2 separate regions of the Homo sapiens genome follow, and region 1 is linked to region 2. Evidence: read pairs that join two places in POLR2A ChIA-PET (ENCODE). Cell type or tissue: Panc1. All regions are shown on one strand. Links, peaks and the distances in the headings refer to the core of each region. The heading gives the core; the rest is flanking DNA.

Region 1 (8,334 bases), core at 321-8,320, 180 kb before region 2:
TCAGGCGATCCCCCTGCCTGGGCCTCCCAAAATGCTGGGATTACAGGTGTGAGCCACCGTCCCCAGCCTGAGCTTTGGATTTTAATACCAGTCAAGTTCTGCTGCATTATTAACAGCAAGGCTTTGGGCAGATTGGTGGTTGTGAGGATTAAATGAGACAATACATATAAAATAAATTTAGCCCAGTATTCAGCACATAGTAAGCATTTAAAGTGCATTTAATCTATTATTAGTAGTAATATATAAATTTTTTAGTATGATGCTCTTTCTCTCTTTCTTTTATTCATTGTTTGTTTCTTTCTTTCTCTCTTTCTTTCCTTTCTTTTTTGTGACAGGGTCTGGCTCTGTCGCCCAGCCTGGAGTGCAGTGGCGCCATCGTAGCTCCCTGTACCCTCAAACTCCTGGGCTCAAAGGGAGCCTCCTACCTCTGCTTCCTGAGTAACTGGGACTACAGGTGCACGCCACAGCGCCTGTCTTTACATAATGGTTGTATGAGTGTGCCATAACTTGATCCTCTATTTTTTAACACATAGGTTATTTACAATTTGTGGATATTGTAAATAACACTCTTTTGTGTATATTTTTGTCCAGTTGCCTAATTAAATGTATAGGATTTCATAGCTTAAAAAAGTAGAAGGAACACTGGACCTGTTAGAAGTACATTTCAATTCTAGCTCTGAAGCTTAATAATTGTGAAGTTTTCCAACCTCAGTTTTCTTATTTATTATATGAGGATGAAAATAATTATACTTAACACCGGGTGCGGTGTCTCAAGCCTGTAATCCCAGCACTTTAGGATGCTGAGGCGGGCGGATCACAAGGTCAGGAGATTGAGACCATTCTGGCTAACACGATGAAACCCTGTCCCTACTAAAAACACAAAAAAATTAGCTGGGCATGGTGGTGTGCACCTGTAGTCCCAGCTACTCCGGAGGCTGAGGCAGGAGAATGGCGTGAACCCGGGAGGCGGAGCTTGCAGTGAGCCAAGATTGTGCCACTGCACTCCAGCCTGGCCGACAGAGCAAGACTCCGTCTCAAAAAATAATAATAATACTTACTGTGTCTTTTTTGCTTGGAAAGCAAAAATTCAATCGTATATCTAAAAATACTTGGTAAACTGAAAAATTACATAAATTGTCAGATTTTGAGGGAGATGTGGGGAGAGTAAGGAGGAGTGGATAATCCAAGCTGAGGGAACAGCAGAAACAAAGGCTTGAGGAATGAAAATATGTGTGTTTTGAAAGGTTAGTGTGTTATAACTCAAGATGTCCCTTTAAAATAAACAAGCCTCATACTTCTAGCAAAAGTTATTGTTTGGTATTTATGAAGTAATTATTTTTATTTACTTTTAATGATTTACAAAAGAATACACAGTTAAAAGGGAGCTTTTTTTTTTCCTTTTTTTTTTTTTTTTTGAGACGGAGTCTGGCTCTGTCGCCCAGGCTGGAGTGCAGTGCCGTGATCTTGACCCACTGCAATCTCTGCCCCCTGGGTTTAAGCAATTCTTGTGTCTGAGCCTCCCTAGTAGCTGGGATTACAGGTGTACGATACCACACCGGGCTAATTTTTGTATTTTTAGTAGAGACAGGTTTCACCATGTTGGCTAGGCTGGCCTTGAACTCCTGACCTCAAGTGATCCACCTGCCTTGGCCTCCCAAAGTGTGAGCCACCGCGCCCAGCCAGAAAGTGAGCCTTCTACACCTGTCCCCCAACCATTTGTACCAGTTTCTTTTATATCCTTTCAAAGATATTCTGTGTGTTTACAAAAACACGTGTATATAAAATCTGTGAAATAATTTTTATTTTTAATTTTAATTTTTTTTTTGAGACAGTCTCATTCTGTCGCCCAGGCTGGAGTGCAGTGGCACCGTCTCAGCTCCCTGCAACCTCTGCCTCCTGGGTTCAAGCAGTTCTCTTGCCTCAGCCTCCCAAGTAGCTGGGACTACAGGCGCCTGCCACTATGCCCAGCTAATTTTTGTGTTTTTAGTAGAGACAGAGTTTCACCATATTGGCCAGGCTGGTCTTGAACTCCTGACCTCAGGTGATCCACCTGCCTCAGCCTCCCAAAGTGCTGGGATTACAGGTGTGAGCCACCATGCCCAGCCAATAATTTTAATATTATAATGTGGCTTGCAGACTGGAAAACCATTCCCTTGGAAGGAAGGAGGACATCATAGTAATGACTCCATGATCTAGAGCTTGTACCCTGTGAAAATAAGCTTAAAGTTTGAAACATCTCTCAGCTCAAAACAGGAGCTTATTAGGCACAATAAGCATCCATAAGCATCCATAGGCACCCGTCAGCATCAGCTTTGAAAGGAGACAAGCCTTTTGGTGACTGGGAGGAATTTCCACAATCTAACAGTGGGACTCCATTCTTAATACAGTCTACTCTCAATGACTTAGAATTCCTAAAAAGATTAAAAGGAGCGGGGTGCAGTGGCTCAGGCCTGTAATCCCAGAACTTTGGGAGGCTGAGGCGGGAGGACTGCTTAAGCCCAGGAGTTTGAGACCAGACTGGGCCATGTAGTGAGATCTCGTCTCTACAAAAAATTTTAAAAATTACCCAGGTATGGTGGCGCATGTGTTTAGTTTCAGGTTCTTGGGGGTGCTGAGGTGGGAGGCTCGCTTGAGCCCAGGATCTCGAAGCTGCAATGAGCTGCAATCATGCCACTTACTGTACTCCAGCCTGGGTGACAGAGTAAGACCCTGTCTCAAAAAAGAGAAAACATTGTGCCAAGTGAAAGAAGTCAAGACACAGAGGACCACATACTGAATGGTTCCATTTATATGAAATGTCCAGAATAGGCAAGCCTATAAAGAGAGATAGTAGGTTGGGCGTGGTGGCTCACACCTATAATCCCAGCTCTTTGGGAGTCCAAGGTAGGAGTATCCCTTGAGGCCAGGAGTTTGAGACCAGCCTGGGCAACATAGAGAGATCCCATCTCTATCTTTAAAGAGAGAGAGAGATTAGTGGTTGCCAGGGGCTTGGGAGGATGGTGGAATGAGGAGCGACTGCTACTGGATGAGGAGTTCCTTTTTTTTTTTTTTTTTTTAAGTAAAAGCAAGTTTATTAAGAAAGTAAAGGAGCCGGGTGTGGTGGCTCATGCCTGTAATCCCAGTACTTTGGGAGGCCGAGGCAGGTGGATCACCTGAGGTTAGGAGTTCGAGACCAGCTGGCCAACATGGCAAAACCCTGTCTCCACTAAAAATACAAAAATTAGCTGGGTGTGGTGGCGGGTGCCTGTAATCCCAGCTACTTGGGAGACTGAGGTGGGAGAATCGCTTGAACACAAGAGGCGGAGGTTGTGGTGAGCCAAGATCGTGCCCCTGCACTCCAGCCCGGGCGACAAGAGTGAAACTCCGTCTCAAAAAAAAGAAAGTAAAGGAATAAAGGAATGGCTACTCCATAGGCAGAGCAGCAGTTTGGGCTGCTCTACTGATAATACTTAATTAAGTTCATTTTTGATTATATGCTAAACAAGGGGTGGGTTATTTATGAGTTTTCCAGGAAAGGGGTGGGCAATTCGCAGAACTGAGGGTTCCTCCCCGACTTAGACCATATAGGGTAATTTCTGGACATTGCCATGGGATCTGTAAACTGTCATGGCGCTGGTGGGACTGTCTTTTAGCATGCTAATGCATTATAATTAGCATATAATGAACAATGAGGATGACCAGAGGTCACTCTCGTCACCATCTTGGTTTTGGTGGGTTTTGGCCAGCTTCTTTACTTCATCTTGTTTTATCCACAAGGTCTTTATGACCTGTATCTCGTGCTGACCTCCTATCTCATCCTGTGACTTAGAATGCCTAACCTCATGGGAATGCAGCCCAGTAGGTCTCAGTCTTATTTTACCCAGCCCCTATTAAAGATGGAGTTGCTCTAGTTCAAACGCCTCTGACATATTCCCCCACCCTTTTACAAGGGAACCCTTAATCCTAAGGGTTGTAGAGGGATGAAGATCCATTTTCTGTCACTTTTTCAGGATGAATAGGGGCAATTATATTCCTGCCTAACTATGAGGGGCTCTTGTATTCAGAGTAGAGAGGAGCTTAGTCAGAAAGCATCAGTATGGTGAGGGCCACTCATAACTCTTGAGTTCTGACAAAAGGTGATATAGTTTCCAAATTCTAGAGAAAACAGGTAGAGAGAGACTAATATGCTCCAAAGTTTGTTCACAGGAATATACTTTACTCAATTTTTAAAAGCTATAAATAGCTCAAAGGAAAAGTTTTCTTGATTCCAAAGTCAGCCAATTGTGGTGCTTCGGTCTATTTCCTTTGGGTTGGGAGTCTCCTCAGTTTAGTTGCTTCATGGTTTGCCAGGAAGATGTTACTGGAAAGGGGTCCTGATCCAGACCCCAAGAGAGGGTTGTTGGACCTCACACAAGAAAGAAGTTGGGGAGAGTCCATTGAGAAAAGTGAAAGCAAGTTTATTAAGAAAGTAAAGGAATAAAGAAGGGCTACTCCATAGGCAGAGCAGCCAGGAGTTTCTTTTTGGGTGATGAAAATGTTCTGAAATTAATGGCAATGGTTGCACAGTTCTGTTAATGTACCAAAAAAAAAAAAAAAAACCAACTGTATATTTTTAAAGGGTGATTTTTATGGTATATGAATTATATCTTGATAAAGCTGTTTTTTTCCTTTTGTTTTTTGTTTAAAAAAAGAATAGAAACACTTTTAAACTGAACAGAGCAGAGGAAATTTGCTTGGGGCGATCAAGGAAAAATCTTTGAAAGCTAGATAAGGGCTAGAACCATGGTGGCTGCATAGAAATATAATTTGGCTCTGGATCCAAAAAAGATGGCTTAAGGACCCATGGCTGAGAGGAAGAAAAGTTGGAAAGGGTCAAGTGTTATTAGTTTGCTTTAACTGAACCCACTTTAAGCCTTGTCTACTGAAACTAAGGCTGCTGAGGCAGAAATAATTTGAAAAACATTTATTGGAAGCCAAATGTGAGGATTGAACTGGGAAGACACACCAACCAGAGTTAGGAGTGTTCTGGAGTCTGTTACAAGTTACTGGAACAGGCTTTTAAAAGGACGGCCTTTTTTAGGAGAAGGGAGGAGAAGGAGAGGGAGGGAAGGAGAAGGGAGGAGTACTCCTTATACCAAAGTTATTGGAGCGTACAGACAGTACAGAAGTTACAGTCATTGGCTACAGATTGCAACATGCAGGATAAAATGTCTGTGTGCAAGACAATCAGTAAAACTTCATGATCAGAAGTCAGTGTCCTTTCCATTGTCAGTAAGTTATGCATTAATCAGTATGTCAACAATTTGAAGAGCGCACAGATTCTTTACTCAGGGATAGGATGTTGCCATGAGTCACAAGACCTCCCCAAGGCAAGTTAATTTGGAAGCCAGTTTACTTTAAAAGTAAACTACCAAGTGTGACATATAGGTTATCAGCCTCATGATAGTCTCAAAAGATAACTATTATCAAGAATGACATTTAATGAATTATCAAGATTATTTAACAATTAACTAGCAGGGCACAACGACTCAGCCATGCTGGGGTAGGGTCCTGGGAAAGTTGGATCATGGGGAGGCCTGGAGTGAGCTAAAGGCTTGCGGTGGTTGCTTGTTACTGGCTGATACGGGAAAAATGTCTCTAATTTAACAACTGGTATGTTTTTAATCAGTGCATACAAGCTAAATATCAGCCCTCATTAGTCTAACTTCCATTTTACACTTTGGGAAACTGACACTTAGAAAATTAGGAAACTTGGCCGGGAGCGATGGCTCACACTTGTAATTCCAGCACTTTGGGAGGCCGAGGCGGGTGGATCACAAGGTCAAGAGATCGAGACCTTCCTGGCCAACATGGTGAAACCCCATCTCTACTAAAAATACAAAAATTAGGCTGGGCACGGTGGCTCACGCCTGTAATCCCAGCACTTTGGGAGGCTGAGGCGGGCAGATCATGAGGTCAGGAGATCAAGACCATCCTGGCTAACATGGTGAAACCCTGTCTCTACTAAAAATATAAAAAATTAGCCGGGCATGGTGGTGGATGCCTGTAGTCCCAGCTGAGGCAGGAGAATGGCATGAACCCGGGAGGCGGAGCTTGTAGTGAGCCGAGATCGTGCCACTGCACTCCAGCCTGGGTGACAGAGCAAGACTCCATCTCAAAAAAAAAAAAAAAAAAAAGCAAAAATTAGCTGGGCGTTGTGGCATGCGCCTGTAGTCCCAGCCGGGAGGCTGAGGCAGGAGAATCACTTGAACCCAGGAGGCGGAGGTTGCAGTGAGCCAAGATCATGCCACTGCAGTCCAGCCTGGCGACAGAGCGAGATTCCGTCTCAAAAAAGAAAGAAAGAAAATTAGGAAACTTATCTGACTTACTACACTCTATTGTCTTTTCTGGGAAAGCAGGTAGAGATGCCAACCTCTGCATCAGGCTAGTTAAGAGTCAACAGAATGAGATTGAGCATCCAGCCTTAATAGAGTTGAAGAGGAGTTAAAGAGCTAGGGAGCTGCACACCTGATTAAACTGGGTCAGCCACATCATTCTATGGTAAGACTTTAATGACATTAGGATCAATAACCCTTGTTCTGTAAACACATCTATTGCTATGTTCTTCATCTCTTTCTGCTTTGTTTTTCACTGTATTTCCTGGGGTGTGAACTGCAACCACAAACTTTGATATTTAAGAAAAACCGTGTTTCCTTATTTTCCTTAAATTAAGCTTGACTCTGAGCCCCTGTCACATCAAGCTGGCAGGAAAATTTAATCTCAATTTCCTCTCCTTTACACTCCCAGATCAGGCATAGTATTTGAAGAGGCCTCTCCAGTCTTTAATCCATATTGGTTACTACTGAGATTCCCATGGTTCTTGAAGCCACACAGACCCTTCAATTTCAGGCACTATGTTTCAGTAAAGCATGGGAATCCCTGCTGTTTGGAAACCCTGAAGTTTAGAGCAGGCCTTTCTGAGGCTAGCCTCTTAGGTCTTGGCACTACTTCAGGACACTGCTGGGAGAGAAGAGACACACCAGTCCTTTCCCAGCCTAAGGAAATCTCCATCTCCTCCTGTAGTTTTTATTTTTTGTTTTAGATACAGGGTCTTGCTCTGTTGCCCAGGCTGTAGTGCAGTGGGGTGATCACAGCTCACTGGAACTCCTGGGCTCAAGCAATCCTTCTGTCTCAGGCTCCTTAGTAGCTGGGACTACAGGCATGCATCACCATGCCTGGCTAATTCTTCAGTTTTTTTTTTTTAATATTTATTTATTTATTTATTTATTTAGAGACAGAGTCTTGCTCTGTTACCCAGGCTGGAGTGCAATGGCACAATCTCAACTCACTGCAACCTCTGCCTCCTGGGTTCAAGTGATTCTCCTACCTCAGCCCCCCAAGTAGCTGGGATTACAGGCATCAGCCAATAGGCCTGGCTAATTTTTTGTATTTTTAGTGGAGATGGCGTTTCACCATGTTGTCCAGGCTGGTCTCGAACGCCTGACCTCAAGTGATCCACCTGCCTCAGCCTCCCAAAGTGCTGGTATTATAGGCATGAACCACCACACCCAGCCAGCTTTCCATTCTTTTAAACATCACAGATAAAGAAATACAAACTGCCTACCTGCCTGCTTGGAAGGGATAAAGGGGGAGAATGTAGGGTATTAGTGTCTCCATAAATTACCCTGCCATATCAGTAAAAGCCTTTGAATCGCTTCAACCAGGGAGTTGGAGGTGGCAGTGAGCTGAGATTGTACCACTGCACTCCAGCCTGGCGACAAAGTGAGATTCCGTCTCAAAAAAAAAAAAAAAGAATCATGAAAAATTTCAGAAATATGATTTCTGAAAAATCAAGTGTTGTGCTCTATATTTAAAAGCCTGCCACTAGGAGGAGACAAATGAATTAAAAATTGTTTAACCTGTTCTTTTAGAACACATTTTCTTTTTTTTATTTGTTTTTGAATTTTTTTTTTTTTAGAGACAGGAGGTCGCTTTGTCCCCCAGGCTAGAGTGCAGAAACGCTATCATAATTCACTGCAGCCTTGATATCCAGGGCTTAAGCGATCTTCCCACCTCAGCCTCCACAGTATCTGGGACTACAGGCTCATGCCACCATGCCCGGCTAATTTAAAAAATTTTTTTGTAGAGATGGAGTCTCACTATGCTGCCCAAGCTGGTCTTGAGCTCCTGAGATCCAGCAATCCTCCTGCCTCAGCCTCCCAAAGCACTGGGATTACAACTGTGTGCCACCTCACTTTGTCTTAAAAATCAACATTTTACACTTACGTAGTAGTTTATATTCCATTTAAGGACAATACGAGCTTTTAAAAATGTATCTTATTCTGTTTTAGATTGAAAACTAAATGTTAATCGACT
Region 2 (8,334 bases), core at 252-8,251:
TCAAGCTTGTTGTAGCATGTGTCAGAATTTCCCTCCTTTTTATGGCTAATATTCTGTTACATGTATATGCTACCAATTGTTTGTCCACTCATCCGTTAAGGGAAGCTTGGATTGCTCCCACATTTTGACTACTGTGAATAATGGTGCTACAAACATGGGTATAGAAGTATCTCCTTGAGTCCCTGCTTTTCGTTCTTTTGACTCCATACCCAGAAGTGGAACTGCTGGATCATATGGTAATTCTCTGTTTAATTTTTTTGATGAACCACTATACTATTTTCCATAGCAACTGCACCATTTTATGCTCCTGCCAACAGTACACAAGGATTCCAGTTTTTCTACGTCCTCACCAACCCTTCTTATTTTATTTTATTTTTTAGTTTTTCCTTTTTTAGTTTTTTGATAGTAACCATCATAAGGTATGAGGTCGTATCTTATTGTATTGAGATTTTAAAGTTTACAAAATGTTTGAGTGAGTTATGTAACCAAATGACAGCAAGTTTAAAAAACTGAAATACTTAGTCTTGCTACTCTTACACCAATATTATTTGTTATTCGGATATATTGATTTTAAATTTTAAGGCCTTTTGTTTTGAAAAAGTTCTAATTCTTTTAGTTTCATATCACATTTCTCATTTTGTTACATATTTTATACAACATCATTTTAATTGGAATTTTCTGAGAAAATGTTGCATATGCTGAGGAATATATAGCATGATTGAATACTTGAGAACACATATAATTGTTTGGCTTCTGACATATAGATAGATGCCGGTTTGTATGATTTTAATTTCATAGGCTGGATGATGTGGTGACGAAGAACATGTTTCTGGGAGTGGTCTGGGTTTAACTTGCCACTTCTGGCTGCTTGCTTTTGGGCAAGTTTCTTAAATTCCCTGTGTCTCATTTCTTCATCTTTAAAGTATAATAGTACCTATCTCAGAGTTGTGAAGACCGAATGAGTTAGTGCTTGTACAACTCTTAGAACTGTGCCTGGCACATCAAACATTCTATGTAAGGCTTTGCTGCTATTATTGTTTTAATGGATGGGAATTTATCTCTTTGGTTTTCAGGATTATATGTAATATTCAAGTAGTCACTGTGTTTCAACATAGTATGTCAAATGCACTTAACTTAGAATGTCACAAGCACTGCTTTAGAGGAGGGTGCAGTCTAGAAGGCTGTTTGGGAATTAAGAGAAGATACAGCTGAGGCTGGGCATATTGCTAAATTAGTAATTTGATATAATCATCTCTTGGGGACTGTGCTCTTCTGGCTGCCATTTAGCTTTCACAACTAACTATTCTAGGCTCTTTTGGCCAGCTCAAACTTTTGATTGCTTCTTCAGGCTTCCTTACACAGCTCCCCAGATTATTTGGCTGGGCAAAGAATATTTTTCTCTGGTTCTTTTTTTTTTTTTTGAGACAGAGTTTCAGTCTTGTTGCCCAGGCTGGAGTGCAGTGGCACGATCTCGGCTCACTGCAACCTCCACCTCCCAGGTTCAAGCGATTCTCCTGCCTCAGCCTCTCGAGCAGCTGGGATTACAGTTGCATGCCACTGCGCCCAGCTGATTTTTGTATTTTTAGTAGAGGCGGGTTTTTGCCATGTTGGCCAGGCTGCTCTTGAACTCCTGACCTCAGGTGATCCACCTGCCTCAGTCTCGCAAAATGCTGGGATTACAGGCATGAGCCACTGCGCCTGGCTATTTTCTCTGGTTCTTAGTTAACAGCTTTTGTTAAGTCGCTAATTTAAATAGAATGCACTGGCTTAAATTTTTGCATAAAATAGCACTCTGTGATTTATAACATTTTTAAAAACCTTGTTTCACTGATATTCAGTATAAATCTGAGAGATGGTGAAGGTGTCCTCATTGAACAACTCTGGTTATACTGAGGGATTAAGTGCCTGATGTCACAAAGCAATTAAATGAGCTACCTTGGATTTGAACTCAAGTCACCTGGCTTCAGGGCCAATGTTTTAAAATACTGTTTTTTCCTTGACGTGTCATCAGATTTTAAGACAATACTTTGTTCCTTCTTTCCTAATTATTTGATGATACTTTTAAAGATTTCTAAATATTCCATGAAGATAATATGCCTCTCTCTTTTAAATTTAACAGCTGATAAAATTTATCTGATTCATTTTTCTCATACATCAGCTATGTTTTGTAGTCTTTTATCCCTATTACCAGAAAAGAATGAAATAAAATCTGAGATCTAAATATTTTACCTGATTAAATCCTTAATTTTTTACATGAATGTTTTCTGAAAAGCCTTTCATATTTCATGATTATTTTTATTTTGATATTGGAACAAGGTAGATTTCTCCCATACTGCCTAGCATATGTAGTACCTTGCTTATTTCAACATTACTGTCAGAATTAAATTAAATTTTGCCACTAGAATAGCTTTACAGTGCTACTTTCTCCTTTTTTCTTTTACGTTGTCCTCTTCTAGGTCTGTTTTTAATTGCTTTTCTCCAATATTCCCAATAATTTCTGGTTCTAAGAAGAGAATGTACCTTGAGCTGCAGGATTTGCCATTCTCTATTTTGTGAAGTATATTTTTCCACCTAATTTCTTTTATTTTTTCTTTTCTTTCTTTTTTTGAGATGGATTCTCACCCTGTTGCCAGGCTGGAGTGCAGTGGTGTGATCTTGGCTCACTGCAACCTCCGCCTCCAGGGTTCAAGCAATTTTCCTGCCTCAGCCTCCCGAGTAGCTGGGACTACAGGCGCATGCCACCACACCCAGCTAATTTTTGTATTTTAGTAGAGATGGGGTTTCACCATGTTGGCCAGGATGGTCTCGATCTCTTGACCTTGTGATCTGCCTGCCTCGGCCTCCCAAAGTGCTGGGATTACAGGTGTGAGCCACCGCACCCAGCCTATTTTGTATTTCTTTTGAAATAGGGTCTTGCTCTGTCGCCCAGGCTGGAGTGTAGTGGTGTGATCAGGACTCACTACAGCCCCAACCTCCTGGACTCAGGTGATCCTCCCACCTCAGCCTCCCAAGTAGCTGGGACTACAGGTGTGCACTGCCATGTCCAGCTAGTTTTTGTATTTTTAGTAGAGATGGGGTTCGCCCTGTTGTCCATGCTGGTCTTGAACTCCTGAGCACAAGCAATCCACCGGCCTTGGCTTCCCAAAGTGATGGGATTACAGGCATGACCCACTGTGCCCAGCCTTTAATTTGTTTTATATTCTTTATATAATTGTCCCTTTATCTGTGGTTTTGCTTTCTGCTGTTTTAGTTACTGACTTGTGGTCTGAAAATATTAAATGGAAAATTCCAGAAATAAAGATTTCGTGTTTCAAATTGTACCCATTTTGAGTAGTGTGATGAAATCTTGTGCTGTCCAGCGCTGTCCTCCTCTGTCCCTTTGGGGACATGAATCATCCCTTTGTCCAGTATATCTATGCTGTAGACACTACCTGTCACTTAGTAGCCATTTTAGTTATTAGATTAAAAAACAGTGTGTATAGGGTGTCTGGTACTATCCCAGATTTCAGGCAGCTACTGGGGGTCTTGGAACGTATTCCCCATGGATAAGGGGGGACTACTGCATATGTATTGGCTCTCACATAATTTAAAAAGTTGAATTGTTACTTTCAGTGTATATAAATTCATACTTTATTGCTGCATTAGTTTTTCCAATAGTATAAATTGGTTCTTTTCGTAAGAATATAATTAGTTAAGGCTCAACTTTTGGTCTTTTCATACAATAAGCTGCATTATATATAATTAATTGTGAATGTTACCTATATATTGTTGATATGCTCATTGTCAAATCTAAAATCTGAGTTCCTTGGCAGATATGTAGACTTGTGATAGGCATTTGGCATTTTATGTTTTGGGCAGTGTAACTTTAAATCTACATAAACTTCTCTGCCTTTTGCCTCTGCTGTGTTCATAGATTCCAGGAGGGCTTCGTGTATGGACCTCAAGCGTTGGAGGTAGCAGACTTTTCAGCAGAAGGTAAAGCAGAGTATTGCCTTCTGGTGTCATTGTGTGTGTGTGCTGGGGTGGGTATGTGACAGGTGAGAGCTTTTCACAAGTGTAATCACTAAGTAATTTATAATGATGCATTAAATGATTCACTTTCATAAAATTTAAAACCAAGATAATACCCGTACAATTGTATTCAGTATTACTAAAATTCATTAAAAAAAGTAACATTTAGATAGAACTAAAGACTCTAAATTTCACTTCTTTGCCATTAAGAAATAGTAGGAGTGAGTAGGAAAACAGCATTAGTATAATGTATGCTATATACCATGTAATTTTCTCAGACCTAGCTTTACTCTGATTTCTTCGTGGGAACTTGTCCAAGTCATAATTCATATGCTGCTCCTTTTACTGAAAAATTGCTTCACAATAGAGGGGCAGCCTAATCCATGACTCATGACTGGAAGATAGGCATTCATGCTATAGGTCCCATTTGCCAGAAATGTTAGTTTCCAATATGCTAGTTACCTGTCTCTTGATAACTTGTTTTTTTTTTTTTTTTGAGACAGAGTCTTGCTCTGTTGCCAGGCTGGAGTGCAGTGGTGCGATCTTGGCTCACTGCAACCTCCACCTCCTGGGTTCAAGTGATTCTCCTGCCTCAGCCTCCCAAGTAGCTGGAACTACAGACACGCACCATCACGCCCAGCTAATTTTTGTATTTTTATTAGAGATGGGGTTTCACCATGTTGGCCAGGATGGTCTTGATCTCTTGACCTCGTGATCTGCCTGTAGTTAGTTCTCATCCCACACACTTGTAAAATATGTTTTTATAGAGACCTTTTTTTTTTTTTTTTAAGAGACGGGGTTTCCCCATGTTGCCCAGGCTGGCCTTGAGCCCCTGGGCTCAAGCGATCTGCCCGCCTTAGCCTCCCAAAGTGCTAAGATTATAGGCATTGGCCACCACGCCCTGCTATGGAGACCTTCTTAATGAGTCTCTCTTTTTTTTTTTTTTTTTGGGACAGGGACTCACTATTTCCCAGCCTTGAGTGCAGTGGTGCCATCACAACTCATTGTGGCTTTGACCTCCCAGGCCTAAGCAATCCTCCCACTTCAGCCTCCCAAGTAGCTGGGACCACAGGCTCACGCCACCACACCTGACTACTTTTTAAGTTATTTGTAGAGACAGGGTCTTGCTTTATTGCCCAGGCTGGTCTGGAACTTGTGGCCTCAAACAACCCTCCTGCCTTGGCAGTTTTGTTTTTTATTTTTAGAAAGAGATCTATAGCAGCTAACAATGTACTCTTAGACATAAAGTTAGTAATGTGACTAGTTTTTAGATAGATTCTGAATGGGAATCAGAGGAATGGTTTTCTTAGGGGCTTCTGGAAATTATAGTTGTTTAGATACCAAGTAAGTGTGATATGGTTTGGCTCTGTGTCCCCACCCATATCTCCTCGTCTTGAATTGTACTCCCATAATTCCCACGTGTTGTGGGAGGGACTCGGTGGGAGATAATTTGAATTAAGGGGGCGGTTTCCCCCCTACTGCTCTCATGGTAGTGAATAAGTCTCATGAGATCTGATGGTTTTATCAGGGGTTTCCGTTTTTGGATCCTTCTCATTTTCTCTTGCTGCCGCCATGTAAGAAGTGCCTTTTGCCTCCCGCTGTAATACTGAGGCCTCCCCAGCCGTGTGGAACTGTAAGTCCAATTAAACCTCTTTTTCTTCCCAATCTCAGGTATGTCTTTATTAACAGCATGAAAACGGACTAATATAGTAAGTTGGTATCAGTAGAGTGGGGCGCTGCTGAAAAGATACCTGAAAATGTGGAAGTGACTTTGGCAGAGGTTGGAACAGTTTGAAGGGCTCAGAAGAAGATAGGAAAATGTGGCAAAGTTTGGAACTTCCTAGAGACTTGTTGAGTGGCTTTGCCCAAAATGCTGATAGTGATAAGGACAAGGTCCAGGCTGAGGTGGTCTCAAATGGAGATGAGGAACTTGTTGGGAACTGGAGCAAAGGTGACTCTTGTTATGTTTTAGCAAAGAGACTGGTGGCATTTTGCCCCTGCTCTAGAGATTTGTGGAACTTTGAACTTGAGAAAGATGATTTAGGATATCTGGCGGAAGAAATTTCTAAGCAGCAAAGCATTCGAGAGGTGACTTGGATGTTGTTAAAGGCATTCAGTTTTACAAGGGAAGCAGAGCATAAGAGGTTGGAAAATTTGCAGCCTGACAATGTTATGGAAAAGAAAAACCCAGAAAATGGGAGCCAGCTGTAAAAATTAGCATAAGTAACGAGGAGCAGAATGTTAATTCCCAAGACAATGGGGAAAGTGTCTCCAGAGCATGTCAGAGATCTTCAAGGCAGCCTCTCCCATCACAGGCCTGGAGTCCTAGGAGAAAATGGTTTTGTGGGCTGGGCTAGGGGTCCCTGTGCTGTATGAAGTCTAGGGACTTGGTGCCCTGCATCCCAGTCACTCCAGCTGTGACTAAAAGTGGCCAAAGTGCAGTTCAGGCTGTTGCTTCAGAGGGTGGAAGCCCCAAGCCTTGGCAGGTTCCATGTGGTGTTGAGCCTGTGGGTGCACAGAAGTCAAGAACTGAGGTTTGGGAACCTCCATCTAGATTTCAGAAGATGTATGGAAATGCTGGATGCTGAGGCAAAAGTTTGCTGCAGGGGCGAGGCCCTCATGGAGAACCTCTGTTAGGGCAGTGCAGAAGGGAAATGTGGGGTTGGAGCCCCCACACAGAGCCCCTAGTGGGGCACAGGCTAGTGGAGCTGTGAGAAGACCTCCAGACCCCAAAATGGTAGATCCACTGACAGCTTGCACCATGCACCTGGAAAAGCTGCAGACACTCAACACCAGCCCGTGAAAGTAGCCAGGAGGGGGGCTATACCCTGCAAAGCCACAGGGTTGGAGCTGCCCAAGACCATGGGAACCCACTTCTCACATCAGTGTGACCTGGATGTGAGACCTCGAGTCAAAGGAGATCATTTTGGAGCTTTAAAATTTGACTGCTCTGCTGGGTTTCGGATTTGCATGGGCCTGTAACCCGTTTGTTTTGGCCAGTTCCTCCCTTTGGAATGCCTGTATTTACCCAATTCCTGTACCCCATTGTATCTAGGAAGTGACTAGCTTGCTTTTGATTTTACAGGCTCATAGGTGGAAGGGACTTACCTTGTCTTGGATGAGACTTTGGACTGTGGACTTTTGGGTTAATGCTGAAATGAGTTAAGACTTTGAGGGACTCTTGGGAAGGCATGATTGGTTTTGAAATGTGAGGACATGAGATTTGGAGGGGTCAGGAGTGGAATGATATGGTTTGGCTCTGTGTCCCCACCCAAATCTCATCTTGAATTCTACAGCCATAATTCCCACATGTTGTGGGATGGAGCCAGTGGGAGACAATTTGAATCATGGGAGCAGTTTCCCCCATACTATTCTTGTGGTAGTGAATAAGTCTCATGAGATCTGACGGTTTTATCAGGGGTTTCTGCTTTTGCATCCTTCTCATTTTCTCTTGCTGCCACCATGTAAGAAGTGCCTTTCGCCTCCTGCTATGATTCTGAGGCCTCCCCAGCCATGTGGAACTGTAAGTCCAATTAAACCTCTTTTTCTTCCCAATCTCGGGTATGTCTTTATCAGCAGCATGAAAACGGACTAATACAAAGTAGCTGCATATTATATCATATATTTAGGATATACACCTTATGTGAAGTTGGATAGTATGTATTTATGAAATCTCTACTGTGTGCCCAACACAGGAGCACACCATTTTACAATGAACCAAGTTTCACTATTCTTTCACTTCCTCCTATTCAGAGAAGCTATTTTTTTTAACTAGAAGAGATAGGTGAATTTCAGGCTATTTATTGGGGTAAGCTACAATTTTACTTCCCAAACCTTTTTGCCTTTATTTTACTTTTTTCAGTGGCTATTTTGAGGATATTTTCTCTTTACCAATAATAGGTTGGAAGCAATTTAAAGCCTTTCATACATTTGCAGGCTAGTTGGCCATTTTCATCACTGTTGAATTATGCATTCTTATATTTGTTTAGCTAATCTGACTGTGGTGTATTTTGCTACCAGTTGAGAATCTCAATAGAGTATCTGTATCAAGACATAGGAATACTCCTCACCCAGCTCCCAACTCCAACTCAGTTTCTATGAGAAAGATGAGATTAAATGGATGGTTATGAAAATATTAAAAAAATTAATTGACTATTTTCTTGAGCAGTTTTAGGTTTACAGAAAACCTGGAGTAGAAAGTAGAGTTCCCATATACCACCCCCTGCTCCCCAGTTTTCCCTATTATTATTATTATTATTATTTTTTTTTTTTTTTGAGATGGAATCTTGCTCTCTCACCCAGGCTAGAGTGCAGTGGTGCCAT

The links. Peaks named below come from ENCODE experiments on the same cell type or tissue, not always from the same donor. Only the 100,000 strongest peaks of a DNase experiment are listed, where the experiment ranks them.
Region 1: POLR2A ChIA-PET joins it to region 2 with 15 read pairs; 5 of 35 experiments call an interaction of 5 or more read pairs at or near these places.

Annotation. Positions count from the first base shown.
Region 1 is chr6:110,949,398-110,957,731 of GRCh38, reverse strand. No RefSeq gene overlaps it. Among named protein-coding and RNA genes, the nearest start is that of GTF3C6, 5.1 kb to the left of the region's middle. RefSeq lists a silencer at 7,512-7,806. In Panc1, for the core only: no CTCF peak of the experiment used is centred there; DNase peaks (open chromatin) are centred at 4,975, 5,221 and 7,901; H3K27ac peaks cover 703 bases.
Region 2 is chr6:110,769,517-110,777,850 of GRCh38, reverse strand. All of the region lies in intron 1 of CDK19 (cyclin dependent kinase 19), which reads left to right. Among named protein-coding and RNA genes, the nearest start is that of CDK19, 42 kb to the left of the region's middle. In Panc1, for the core only: no CTCF peak of the experiment used is centred there; no DNase peak of the experiment used is centred there.